Regions from separate parts of the Homo sapiens genome. Here region 1 is linked to region 2. Evidence: read pairs that join two places in POLR2A ChIA-PET (ENCODE). Cell type or tissue: CD4-positive, alpha-beta T cell. All regions are shown on one strand. Links, peaks and the distances in the headings refer to the core of each region. The heading gives the core; the rest is flanking DNA. Region 1 overlaps MGAT5 (alpha-1,6-mannosylglycoprotein 6-beta-N-acetylglucosaminyltransferase). Region 2 has its middle 54 kb from the start of MGAT5.

Region 1 (7,077 bases), core at 1-5,000, 130 kb before region 2:
TAGTAGCCTTTATGTTACCAGATCAACTGTCTCAGTATCTCAGTGCCTGTGTTCAATAAACCCTCATTTTGCTTAATAGCAGCCCCAAAGCTCAAGAGTAATGATGCTGGCAATTCAGATATGCCAAAGAGAAGCCATAACATTGTGAAGAAGAAAAAAGTATAGTATATGGAGGGTTCGGTACCACCCTCAGTTTCAGGTACCACTGGGTCTTAAAATATATCCCTCATGGATAAGAGAGGACTACTGTATATTAAATGTGTTAATCAGTGCTCAAAACGCCCCTGCTTCATGTCTCAACTCAAATGTCTTAGCGGATTTTAATGTTACAAAGTTTACAACATTTTTTTTAAGATCGGAAGGGTTAGAGCTAGAAGTTACCCACTCAAAACAAAAAACTATAGCCAATTTTAAAAAATGCTTCAGATAGAACCATTCATTCAATAAACCCATGTGCCAGACATCATTGTACGTGAGAACAAAACAGACAAAACTCTCTGTGGAGATGACTTTGCTTGTACTTGTTGTTAACATTAGGTGTTAATGGTCACTCCAGGGCGACTGCACTTCTCTTCCCACTGCCTGCTAAACACCTGTCAGATATCTGCACTTCTTACTCCCTCACTTTCTTCAAATATGGTCCAACATCATTTTCTCACCTTCTCAGTAGGGCCTATCCTGACCACTCTATCCAAAACTGACACCATCACTTCTCATAAGTACTTCTTGCCCTCTCTTTAGTATTTCTCCCCAGGCATGCACTACAATCTAGATGATACATCTTACTTTTTTGATGTTGCTAGCTATCTCTCCTTACATAACACAACCATAATGAGGAGTGTTTATTCATTGTTACATCTCCAGCAGCCAGAAAAAAATCAATAGCAATTAATGCTCTTGGCACTCAGGTTGTGGCCCCTAAGCATTATTTCTAAGGAAACTGGGGTGGTATGCAGGCCGGGGGAGCAAGATGGTTCTTAGAGATGCTGGTTCCAGGCCTAGGGCAGGAACTGTATGAGATGAATCTGGAAGATCTTGGCATACCACAGAACAAGAAAACTATTACAAACTACCATGGTCATGTCAAAAGGTCTGAGAAAGCAGTATGAATAGGTCCTCACTGGCCAAAGCGGGGCAACTTGACAATCAGTAAGAAAATAACTGCAATGGATTGTTCAAATGTTTTAATCCATTACTACATAACGATAATAAAAAACAAAAAGCAAGCAAGCAAAAAGAAGAAAAGCTGGAAATTCTAGGAAATGAACTGGGAAATAAATGGTTTCTTCTATGAATTTCCTCTTAGGGTGATCACATACCTGATGAAGAGTCACATCTCTGCACAGAAGTATTCCTGATATATTAAGAAGGTACCTTTAATGAATTAATGAACCTGGGCACTGATCAATGATTGCTAACATCAAAAAAAAAAAAAAAAGAGAGAGAGAGAGAAAGAGAAATCAGGCATTATGTGCCTCCCAACTCAAGTATATAATACCATTATCCATGAAATAACTTGCACAAACAATATTAGGCACTATTCTGATCAAACCTCAGAGCTAGCTATCACTTTACTGGAAATACAAGGGGGCAAAGAGCCAGGTTATGCAACAACATGGGCTGTAACCAAAATTCAGAGTAAGACAAACTCTAAGGCAATGAAGCAGTTTCTCTAACAAAAAATTAGAAGGAGGAAAAGTAAGAGACGGAAGAGAACCTAAAATGAAGAGAGATTTAGGAGACATCAACAATTGCAATTTAGGGTCCTTACTGGAAACCCAGTTCAAATAAATAAACTTTAATTTATACAATGGCCTGAAAATGTGAATACTAATCTGATGTGAAGGAATTATGTTAATTTTCAGGTGTGAAATAGTATTAGCAGTTATAATGAGAATAGTTGTACAGTATGTTTTAAAAGTCTCTTTTAGAGATACACATTGAAACAGATGATATGATGCTTGAGATTTGTCCTAAAATAATGAAGCAGAGGAGGTTATAAATGAAATGAGACCGGCTATGGATTGACAATTGTTGAATATGGATCACGGGCACACAGGAGTTTGTTAAACTCTTTTGTAGTACATGCTGGAAATTTTGCATATTAAAAAGTTTAAAACATAATTTTAAAAGTATTTTTAGGGTCATACAATAGAAATTACATGAGACGATATTTAAATGTGTATAAAAAACAAATTGGAGATGACAGCATTGAAGCCCCATCCTGCCACATGTGTTCCAAGAAGCAGTCAAAGAAGTGTTGATTTGGGTTTTGGCAAGTCTTGTCCTTTGCCCTTCTGATTTTTGTAGAGTGGAGGCCAGAACAAGAAGTCTAAATATAAATGTTGTGGTATATAACATTCATAAACAGGAAGTGTTGCTAAGAACTTTAGTGGGTGAGGGGCTAAAGGGAGAAACTAACAGATCAGTTAGGCTGACTAACAAATACTGTTCTGTAAACTCAGGATTTTTTTTTTTTTAAATTCTTTTACTAAGGATGTCTTAGAACTCAGGTAGTAAGAGCAACAAATATATACAGATGAAAAAGATACCAATAAAGGCTGAACAGAGAAGGTGAAAAGAACATGATCATAAATCTCTGCCACCTCCTTTACTGCCCAGAAATATTATCTTGAGGAAAAGGAATTTCCCATTTCAAATGGCTGAACATTTGAAGGGTGTGTGTTGGTATTCTCGGGCAACAATCCGGTGATATTTTTAAAGTACTCCCTGACCCACCCCAAAACGTTAGTTGTTTTTACATTCAGGTTTTGTCCTGTAACCTAAGCAGTCTATTCTTTATCACTGCCCACTTTGACAAATTAGTCTGTGCAACACCATTTCCAAGTTATCTTTAGCAGCCAACACAGCTCATAAATCCAAATCATTGTACTGGTTATTAGGATTTCATTTCATGCTCGCATTCACAAACATTTAAGCTTTCAACCTTTCCTGTTGGGCATTAATCTTAGCATTAATCAAGGGATTAAGTATGCTGAATTTAAACTCAAGGTTAATTACATGCTCAGCCAATATTAGTTTTACATACTGCCAAGGGAGAACAGAAAGAAGCAAAGACCTTTACGTCTGTTGTTTATGAAATATAAGAACTAGATTGACAAGTAAGGCATGAAACTGCTTCTTTTGCTCCTTTGTGAAAGAGTCATAGACACACTCTCATGCATCTAGTCCAAATTGGCATTTGAAGCAATAGCTTGCACACATCCTAAGATCTAGCAATCAATCACTGGGCAATTTGATTATTTCAGAGCAACTCTACTTGCAATGGCAACAGAAGTGCATACAAGAAAAGCATAAACAAATTAGGAACTCTGGAAAGGTATGATGCTTCCTAGGTTCTGTAACAACTGTTTAAAAAGAAAAAAAAGTGCCAGTGTCAAATACATCAGTATCATCTATCAACATAATATCAACAGAGATGAAGAAATTCATTCTAAATTTTGTAAAAGCTGATAGCAGTAAAAGGCTCTGCAGATGGTTAAGTTAATATACCTGAAACAATGACATTCAGAGTAATTACTTTATAGGGCCCTGTCTCTGTAATGGGAGTAGTTACATGGCTCACGAAAACAGATACAGAAAATGAACTGCCTGATGTTCTGGAAATACAAGGCTGCCTAATGAATCATTTGCTCATTCCTACCACTTGGAATGGCTGACACCTGGTTTTCATGAGTTATGGCAGCAAGAGAGTTTGTGTTTTTTTGGAGGCGTAGGGTATCGAAATTATGGAGTATTAGACAACTAGCAATGAAGATCTATTCATTCAAGTTAGCTAAATTAGAGCCATTTTCCCATCACAAGTGGATTTAACCATACAACTGAATGCAAAGTCAATGGCTGCAAGTTAGCTACCTAAGATCCGTTTTCCTTCATCATAAAGGAGACAGCAGGAACAAAAAGTGCAGGACTTTGGGGATAAGCGACTTGACCTCTCTGAGCTATCTATGACTTGGCTCTCCATTACTCTTTAGAGTTGGCAAGAGGTTTAAATAAGATTGTGTATAGCTGACCCACAGTATCTGTTGGGGACTGGTTTCAAGACCCCTGTGGATATTAAAATCCTCAGATGCTGAAGTCACTTAAATAAAATGGAGTTATTCTGTATTTGAGGTGTCTGGTACAGTGGAGCATCAATAGTCTTTCATTCTTCTCTTGTCTGCCCCAAAGTCCCACCTCTAAAGAAAGGCAACCACTCAGCTTTTATCTCTACCATCTCTAGTACAGCGTCAGACATATAACAAACAGCTGTGGGGGTATTTTAAGGAAAAATATTGATGGCTTTTCTTCCTGGGATTTAACCAAAAAAGATCCATAGACTACAAGTTGGTGAGGGTGAAAGTACTAACAGAAGTTTCTAATCCCATAACTCAGCGGAAGCTGGTGAACTGAGACAACCCTAAGAAAGAAAAATGAAGGAAGAGTACCATCTCTTAAGACAGGTCTGAATCTAAATGCTCCAATTCCACTAGTGACTGACTATACAAGAGACATTTTACTTCATGTCCTTTTGGCATCTGTTAAAGCTCTGATGTTAAACATAGATCAAAACAAGAACTGGCTCTTTCAATAAGGATTAGGAATAGAATAAAAGTCACTGGTGCATGTGTTGATCACATTAACAACTCAAATGAAGATGTCTCTCTCAATCATCTCCCCAGTTGCAAGAGAAACCTAGATGATACAGGAAATAAAAACGCAGGTTTCAGAGTTAACTTAAATAACAGAATAAGGAAAGTTTCAAGACAGCAGGAAAGAATAAAACCACACAAGTGAACCAACAGCTCCTACAAAGCCACAGATATTGTCCAGGATTTTAAAAATACTAAAAAGGAATTAATCGGTTTTACAAAACATCTCTACTAATCTCACATTAACAATGGTAGGGTGCACTGGGTCCATACGTGCAGCTAATTCCAGTGCAAACCCAAGTATCATGTCCAGAAATGACCAATCAAGGGAAAATACTCTCACCACAAATAAATATGTATGTGAAGTAATGCACATGTTAATTAGCTTGATTTAGCCATTCCACAATGCAGACCCATATCAAAACACCAAGTTGTATACCATGAATACATACAAACGTTGTCAATTTAAAAATAGGCATTAAGGGAAACAGCTGAATTTCTATATTACCAGAAGTCAAAGGATCTAAAATTGCATTACACTGGTAAATGAGAACCAGAAATTGATTCTAATTCTAAAATGGAACAATGTTCCCACATATAATGTCCAAGGCAAAGTGACACCCCACAACTATTCCAAAAAGATCACAACATTTAAAACCACGGAAGTGTCAGTTATGCTTATTGAGTGTCTTTTATCTGCCGGGTTGTACTCTAAGTACATTCCTATTATTTCATAAAGGAAGAATCCTAGGCACAAAAGGTTAAGTGACCTCATAGAGCTGAGAAAGCAGCAGAAACAGAAGCTGATGTCAGGTGTGACTCTAAGATATTATTCCTATTGAAGGGACCATATTGGTGACATTCTCCTTCAACTCTCACAGGGTACTTATTACAATGCTATGATAACATAGAAAAGCCCTGAGGTTCAGGGTTATATTCAGATTAAAACTTGTAAGAAGGGGTCCCTAGTTATCTCCACCCATTCTCCTGGTTCAGTTACCTGCATCCTTTCTTCCTGTTGCTTTTACAATGATTAACACATAACGTGGTGTCAAGAAAATGTGTTTTCATTAATTGTTGACAATGAATTCAATAACTGCTCACTGAACAGAATTCAGCCAAGCAACAAAAAGACCACCCGATATCTGCATAAGAAGAGAGTGGTATGAGCTAATGAAGCGTATTTCACACCTCAGGAAGAGAAAACGTAGTTGCTCGTTCCAAAATGAAATACTCAGCCTCAGATAGCAAGTGATATGTGATCCATCATGTCTCTTCATCCCGTATTCCTCTCTACTTCCCTTCCCCAGAACCTCACTTTTCTCTCAGCTTAGCCATATACTTCACTGGGAGCAGGGGTGAAGTGTGACAAAGGGAGGGAAAGAAGTCACAAATAACTGCAGTCTCTTCCATTTGGATCACTCTCCATGCCTTCCAAGGAGATGTAAGTATGGGAATGTAAAATCCTCTGCCTCAGCAGCATACCCCAACATGCAAAGGCTTAGGAAGGCATGAAATTAGCCCAGCTTGTCAATCATGGAGCTTGGTCAGACTCTGGCTAAATTCTTTCAAGTAGAAAGGGGAATAAAACTTTTGAAAATTAAACTAAATGAGGAACCTTTTCCTCAGGGCAGGAGAGGTACTTCTAATTGACTTTTCAACTAGAGTGAAGGTTCACGCATGGCCCCAGGCTTTACTCCTCTGGAGAAGGAAATGAGAAGGCAGGCCACAAGCCACCCAAGCCGGAAGCCAGAAACTCATATAAATGCTATCAAGTCAATTTGCCAGCAGCCTGCTAATGAGGAGCCTCACACACCCAACTCTCAGAGCTGTTCATTTCCAAGAGGTATTTTAACTATCGTTAGCTCTGGGGTTTTCATGATGGCAATGGAACAACCTTGTCCCCCTTCCCCCAAAAAATCATGGAGCCCGGTTGGAACCCCCAAAAAGTGTAACTTGAATGCACCCAGGCAAAAGAAGTAATAGTCTGAGAGAGGGGCAAACCCCACAGAATCAGGGCCACATGCCCTATTAGCAATACTGTTTGGCCTCTATCCCCATCACCCTATGGCAAAGAAAAGAGAGGCATCTGAATCCCACAAAAGGAAAACTATGGCAAGAATATTTTATTTAGCCTCAAAAATGAAGGTGTTCTCCTTCCTGCATGGCATCACCAGCTGTTATTATTGGTCAAATAACAACAGCAACAGCAAACAAAAACGGGGGACAGAATAAAAAGAAAGGGCAGCAGAGGGTCTGTGGAGGCATGACCTCAGAATTGGCCAGAACCTGTTTCACAAGACCCCAAAGCTGCCTACTCTGCTCCAACCCCTTCCTCCCCCAGTCCATAAAGGGGAAGCCAGCCGGTTTTGATTCCCAAGAGGTTCTAGGTGAAATGGATATCCTTAAAGTCTGTAAAAAATTC
Region 2 (6,275 bases), core at 1,276-6,275:
TTTTGGGGGAGAATTGTGTTTGTTGTTGGGTTACATTATCTGTGACTTGCATTCTGCACGGTAAAGATAGCATTAGAAAATAGTGGTTAAAAGGAGACAATTGGCCGTATAGGATTAAAGAATGTCTTTAAAAAGATCCTGGCTAAAACATGCTCTGAAGACACTGCTTATCTCACAAGTCCCTAAGGACATTCCTACCCCACCCATCCCCACAAAGTGAGCTGGGCTGTAGAGGCTGGCAGCCAGAGGCTGATGCCTGGGGCAACACTTCTGAATGCTAAACCCTGGGCCAGTGCCTCAGTCTGTTCAGCCTAGTAAAACGAAACACTTTAGACTGCGCAATTTGTGAACAACAGAAATTTACTGCTCATAGCTCTGGAGGCTGGAACATCCAAGATCAAGGCGCCAACAAATTTGGCATCTGGTAAGGGCCTACTGTCTGCTTCATAGATGCCATTTCTAGCTGTGTACTCAAATGGCAGAAGGAGCAAACAAAATCCCTGCAGCTTCTTTTATAAGGGCATGAACCCCATTCACAAGGGCTCCTCCCTCTGATTTAATCAGAGGCCTGAAAGGCCCCACACCTCTTAACACTATCAGGTTGGGGATTAGATTTCAACATATGAATTTTGGAGGGACACAAACATTCAGACCATAGCAGTCGGCAAAAGACAGAGAAGCTGAACAAGAAAATGAAGTTTTGAATAGTGGCTGCTGGGTCAGGTGGCAGAGGATGGAAGAAGAGAGGATGTCATAGATAGATATGAGTTACTGATAAGTCCAAGTTCTTGGGGTGGGTGGTTTCAAGGGTATTCAATAATAATATAATGAAAATAGTTGCATCTCTTCATTAGTATCAACCAGCCAATTATCAGAGAAGGGAAAATAATTTAGTGACCATACCAAACCCTGGCATCTTTGTAGCAAACTACATATTAGCATGGAGCCTTTCAAGCCAGAGTGCTAATCAGCAGCTTTTGGAGGGATAGTCACTCCTCTCAATTAAAAAAAAAAAAAAAAAAAAAAAAAAAGCAGCGCTTGGCCCAGAGAGCTGGCCTTCTGAGCAGCATGTCAGAGCTGATAAAGATGCTGGCGCCTGGCGGCCACCAAGGCCACCCTGGACAACCATTCTGCCTTCTCATTAGCATTGTGCCACTGTTACCTCACTTGACAATAACAACTGCCGTGGAGGATCTGACAAGCACAGGTCGCCCCGAAGGTGAAAGGAGAAAAGGATCTGAAGACAAATCATAAAAATTGTTTCACCCTGTCTGGAACCATCACAAGCTGACCCGGTGCTGTGGAAGATGCTGACTTCTTTTCTGAGACTGCTGAAGGGGAATCTAATTACTCACTCCCCACACCCCCATTATCCCATCTTCCCTCCCATCTACTGGTTCCCTAATGTCAAACAGTATGAAAAGAAAAAGGCTTTTTAAATAGAAAAGATACAGAAAAATAATTTATTATGGCCAAAGCATAAGAGGATTACAATATCCCAACCCCATACTCCAGTCCACCAGCTCAAAGAGAACAAAAGATAGTTCTTCCTGCTCCTACCAACCCCTGGACCTACTTTTGCCTTATTTAACACTCGACTATAGCTATTGGTTCACAGCCCAACCTGTCTCAACTAAACCAAAGCGGCCCTCCAGAGGGCAAAGACCACAGCCTCTCCAGATTATATTTTTAGGAAATAGCCCCCGAAGTAAGATCAAGCACAGAGGGCATCCTTAATAAAGGTATTTGAATGATTAAACACAAGACAAGCAGGGAGTAGTGGCACACACCTGTAGTCCCAGCTACTCAGGAGGCTGAGGCAGGAAGATGGCTTGAGCCCAGGAGTTCAAGGCTGCAGTGAGCTATGATCGTGTCACATAGCAATCAGGAGACAGAGCAAGACCAAGCAATCCTCCTGCCTCAGCCTTCTGAATAGCTGGGACTACAGGTGCATACCACAACACTGGGCTAATTTTTTTTATTTTTATTTTTGTAGAGACGGAGTGTCACCATGTTGCCCAGGGTGGTCTTGAATGCCTGTCCTCAAGTGATCCTTCCATCTTGGCCTCCCAAGACGCTAGGATCACAGACTTGAGCCACCATGCCCAGCAAATCCTGTTTATTTCGTTTACCAGAACATAGGCTCCACAGAAGCAGAGAACTCATCTGTTTTGCTCACTCCATACTTCGTGATTAAAACAGAGTTTAGGGCACACTAAGTGCTCAACTATTCCTTGAATGAGTGAATAAATGGAGAAAGGCTAATGCTAATAGAGGTTATATAGAAAGACACTCAGTCTACACCAAATAGGGTTTCTCTGATTACATTTAGGGAGTGAAGGACAAAGAGGCTCAACAGAGAAAAGAAGAAAAAGAGACTTGTAACACCATTAATTGGCAACAACTGCCATCAGCCAGGAAGAACAGCTGTGCTCCTGTGAAGGCAGCATCACTGCAGACATGAGAGAAATTTCCAGAAGAATCTACAAAGGAAGGAAGATGTCAGGGGACTTGCAGACATCCCTGTCTGAAGTATTCAGGCTAGAGACTATATTCCCTTGGCAGAAAATCTGTTTAAACCCCTCAAGCGTGACCACTATGGTGTCCTTACCAAGGTCAGTCAGTCAGATATTTCTGGAATACTTCCCAAAAGCTGTGACTTTCTCAGCCTTGGCGGGGCAGGGGGGGAATGGGGGGATTGGGGGGCGGGGTAGGGAGGCAGGGACACCAGCTAAAATAGTCCTCATTGCCAAATAAAAGACTTACTATCTGCACGTAATTAATTCCTCATTTCAACATGACATCCTTTACCTGAGACAGAGAAAAATTCTCAGGTGTTTACCAAAATTGTACCTCTAATCAATGATTTTAAGACTGTTTGTGGGTTTTATTTTTTCACTGGACCACTGAAGCTTCTTGCAGGCAAGAAGCATGTTCATTCTTGCCATTTGCACAACCTCCACATACAGAGCACCAATCAGTATCTGCTTCCCTCAAACTCCAACAGAACTCATGAGCAACAATGGATAGTAGCCATATGCAGGGGGAGCATTTCCCAAGCAAAACACTTTTCGGTAAGCTTCCCACAGTTGAAGGTTCAAATAATAAAGGAAACAAAGAAAAAGCAAATGATTCTAAACAACTAGGAGAATGAACCCACAAAATGAGTATTCAAGTCATCCAAAAGTCAGAGAAAAAAATCATGGAATACTGACAGAGAGCTGTTGGAGCAGCCGATAGAACAAGGCAAAGATCACTGTTTTCTAAGCAGGGATTTAATGCTCCATCCTCACAGAACAAATAGTGGAAGGAGGTTCAGGCCACTGTTTTTAGAAGAAAAAAAAAAAAGGAGCAGGCAAGCAAAATACAGTTGCAGCCAGCAGCCAGCCCTAAAATTTCAGCCTCCACCAGAGAACTGAGAGTCCACAGGTGACACAAAGAACAGCTTTCAGTCCACAGCTGGTCCCAAAGCTTGCACCCTCTGCCAGGACTCCCTCCGAGACTTCAGCTCCATCCCGGGAGGCTGTCTTCTGGGATATATGTACATGCTTCTGAGTCACATCACGGAACAGGAAAACACACTGCCCTCTTATCAGAGGAGTAGGAGAGGCAAAGATGTGCAATTAAGAAAGGAAGGGAAGACAGTTACTCCAAGAATTTAGTCAAATTATATACATGAGATTTCCCCAAGAAATAGCAGCTTAACATACCAAGTCCAGAATGGAGTTTAATGTTTACTTTCAAATCTATCATCAACTCTGGAAAATATGGAAGCATTTAGTTTTTCTGAAATGGAAATGCAGCATTTCCTGGTGGGCTAATTTTTACCTTCTGTTAACCAAAATGTTTTAAGACAATGTGCCACAAGAATACATTTCAAGGGAGCTATGTAACAACACACAAATACCATTCATTCAAAAAATAAACTTTGGCCTCTTTTATACTTGCTGAGTGTCAGAAACAACTAAATACCTAATATTTACAAGTTAAGCTGTAATATAAACCCCTCAAAGGAAGGGAAACATGATGCAGTTACCAAAAGTTATAAGTAGTAAGATGAAGAATGCAAAGCAGTGGTTCCCAAAGTGGGCCCATGATCAGACCTGAGAAGGTGTTTGCTTAAAAGTCCACTCCTGGGCACCTCCCTGAGAACGTGCACTACTTGATCCACTACAATATATCATAGGAACCCATTAGTCTTCTCCAGGTAGTTTTGACCACTAGGCAGGTTTGGGGGCAGCTGCCATAAGGAACATGGACAGAGTAGGTTGACTATGCTCCCCTACACCAACGGAATTCCAGCTTGACAAGCTGCTTTGTAGCACAATGCCCAAAAGATCTTAACTCAGCCACCTTGGATGGAGACCAGATGGGCCAAAACAGCCAAGCCTCACACACCCAGCTAGACTCAAGGGTAAAAGGCATCTCCCAGCCAACTTCCTGCTCCTTGCTTGGTAATTCTGAAGCTGCTTGCTAGTCTGAAGAACACTGGATCAGAATGCTGGTGATCTTCAGAGCTACACAGAGCTTGACAGCAAGGAAAGTGCACCTTCCACAGTGCACATGGGTTGCCTATGATGGCAAAGTTCAGGGAGGGCAACTGAGGGCTGGTGAACAGGCTCACTGAGCTAGCAGAGGCAGACACAGCTTATAAAATCAGTTTCATTTTTCAATATGAAGAACCAGAAGAAGAAGGACTATTGCTACCCTTCTTGGCTATACAGGCTTAAAAATTCATTTCTAGTTACCAGTAGCTTCTGGTACAGATGACAAGGCCCAAATGGGATATACTGGATCCTTATTGCTCCCCCAAAGCTATTCTCCCTTTCTTCCATAGGAGCAGGAATTTTGCAGAGTATCTCACTACAGAGTATAATTATCTCTTGCAGCTGAGTGGCAGAGTGATTATATTTTGCCAAGTGGAACAGGAGTAGAAAAAAATCTACCCAACCTCTGGGTTATCATTCCTCCTTGCCCTTCCTCCTACCCTTTTTTTCTCCTTTATTTCAGGGCATACAAAGGAGAGCAACACTGGGGGTGGCAGGGCAACCAGAAGGAAGGAGCCCAGCCCCCTATAACTTTAGCAGGCAGAAATGCCATTCTAGCTGACTTTAAAGTAAAAGGAAACTAAACTGTCTTGTTTAAATCAGTATTGTTTGAGGTTTCTGTTACAGCAGCTGAACATGTTCCTTAATACAAAGATTTTCCGTCCTACATGGAACATGACTAAGAACTACTGATCAAGAAGCAAATCCTTCATACTTTCCTTTTCCTCCTTAGCCTAACAAGATGGCCGACATCATCGTCTTTGACTCCAAAGGATAGCAAGTTATACCAGGAGGTTCAAGAAATCTCTCTTTAATCTCAAATCCCAATTTTTAAGTGCTAGATCCACCTGAAAATACAAGCTTTGCTTTTCCAGTCACTCAATGTCTCAACCGACCTTTTGAATTGAATTTTCTACCAGACTCTCTCATATAAATTACTCAATTTCTGGAACAGGTCTAGCATCACCTCGTAATGCTAATGCTGTTTCTCCTGCCTAGAAGGCCCTTCCTGAGCTAGAAAATTCCACAACATCACGGTCAAGTTCAAACGTAAAAATGTTCCAACTCCTAAGGGCTTGGAAGACTTTGAAATATTGACTGAAGTATATTGGGGCATACATACCTGCCAACCCACCAATCTGCAGAGTTCCTAAAGGCAGAAGCAGTTTTTCATCTTTGTATCCCTGACCACCCCCCATACCATCCACCACATACATCCCAGTACCTGGCACAGTAAAAACTCAATAAATATTTGATGAACTAATTAAGAAATCATTGAACTGTGTTAAGGTTGTCCTTAAGAGTATTTTTTAAAGTAGTTGAAAATTCAAAGGCAGAGGCCACAACTTTAGGAAATCCCCTTGTAAATCAAACACACATATTCCTGTTAAACTAGTACAACTTAGCCTATTAAAATATGAGATAGGAGACATAGCCTTTAAACTAGGGGCAGCCAATGTTTTGGCTTCACCAAAGGGCCGCACTAGAAGAACTGTCTTGGGCCACACATAAAATACACTAACAGTAAGGAAACCTGATGAGCTAAAAAAAAATTCCATTTTTTAAGAAACTTTACAAATTTGTGTTGGGCCGCATTCAAAGCCGTCCTGGGCCACAGGTGGCCCGCAGTCTGGACAAGCTTGCTCTAAACTATAAAAGCGGAGCTAAAGATCCATGTCACTTACAAGCATCGACTATCATTAGGAGTTGAACCTTATGGGAAAACAA

The links. Peaks named below come from ENCODE experiments on the same cell type or tissue, not always from the same donor. Only the 100,000 strongest peaks of a DNase experiment are listed, where the experiment ranks them.
Region 1: POLR2A ChIA-PET joins it to region 2 with 5 read pairs; 2 of 35 experiments call an interaction of 5 or more read pairs at or near these places.

Annotation. Positions count from the first base shown.
Region 1 is chr2:134,320,414-134,327,490 of GRCh38, reverse strand. All of the region lies in intron 4 of MGAT5 (alpha-1,6-mannosylglycoprotein 6-beta-N-acetylglucosaminyltransferase), which reads right to left. Among named protein-coding and RNA genes, the nearest start is that of MGAT5, 70 kb to the right of the region's middle. In CD4-positive, alpha-beta T cell, for the core only: no CTCF peak of the experiment used is centred there; a DNase peak (open chromatin) is centred at 2,350; H3K27ac peaks cover 1,823 bases.
Region 2 is chr2:134,196,573-134,202,847 of GRCh38, reverse strand. It overlaps a transcript of MGAT5 not described here. Among named protein-coding and RNA genes, the nearest start is that of MGAT5, 54 kb to the left of the region's middle. In CD4-positive, alpha-beta T cell, for the core only: no CTCF peak of the experiment used is centred there; no DNase peak of the experiment used is centred there; H3K4me3 peaks cover 670 bases.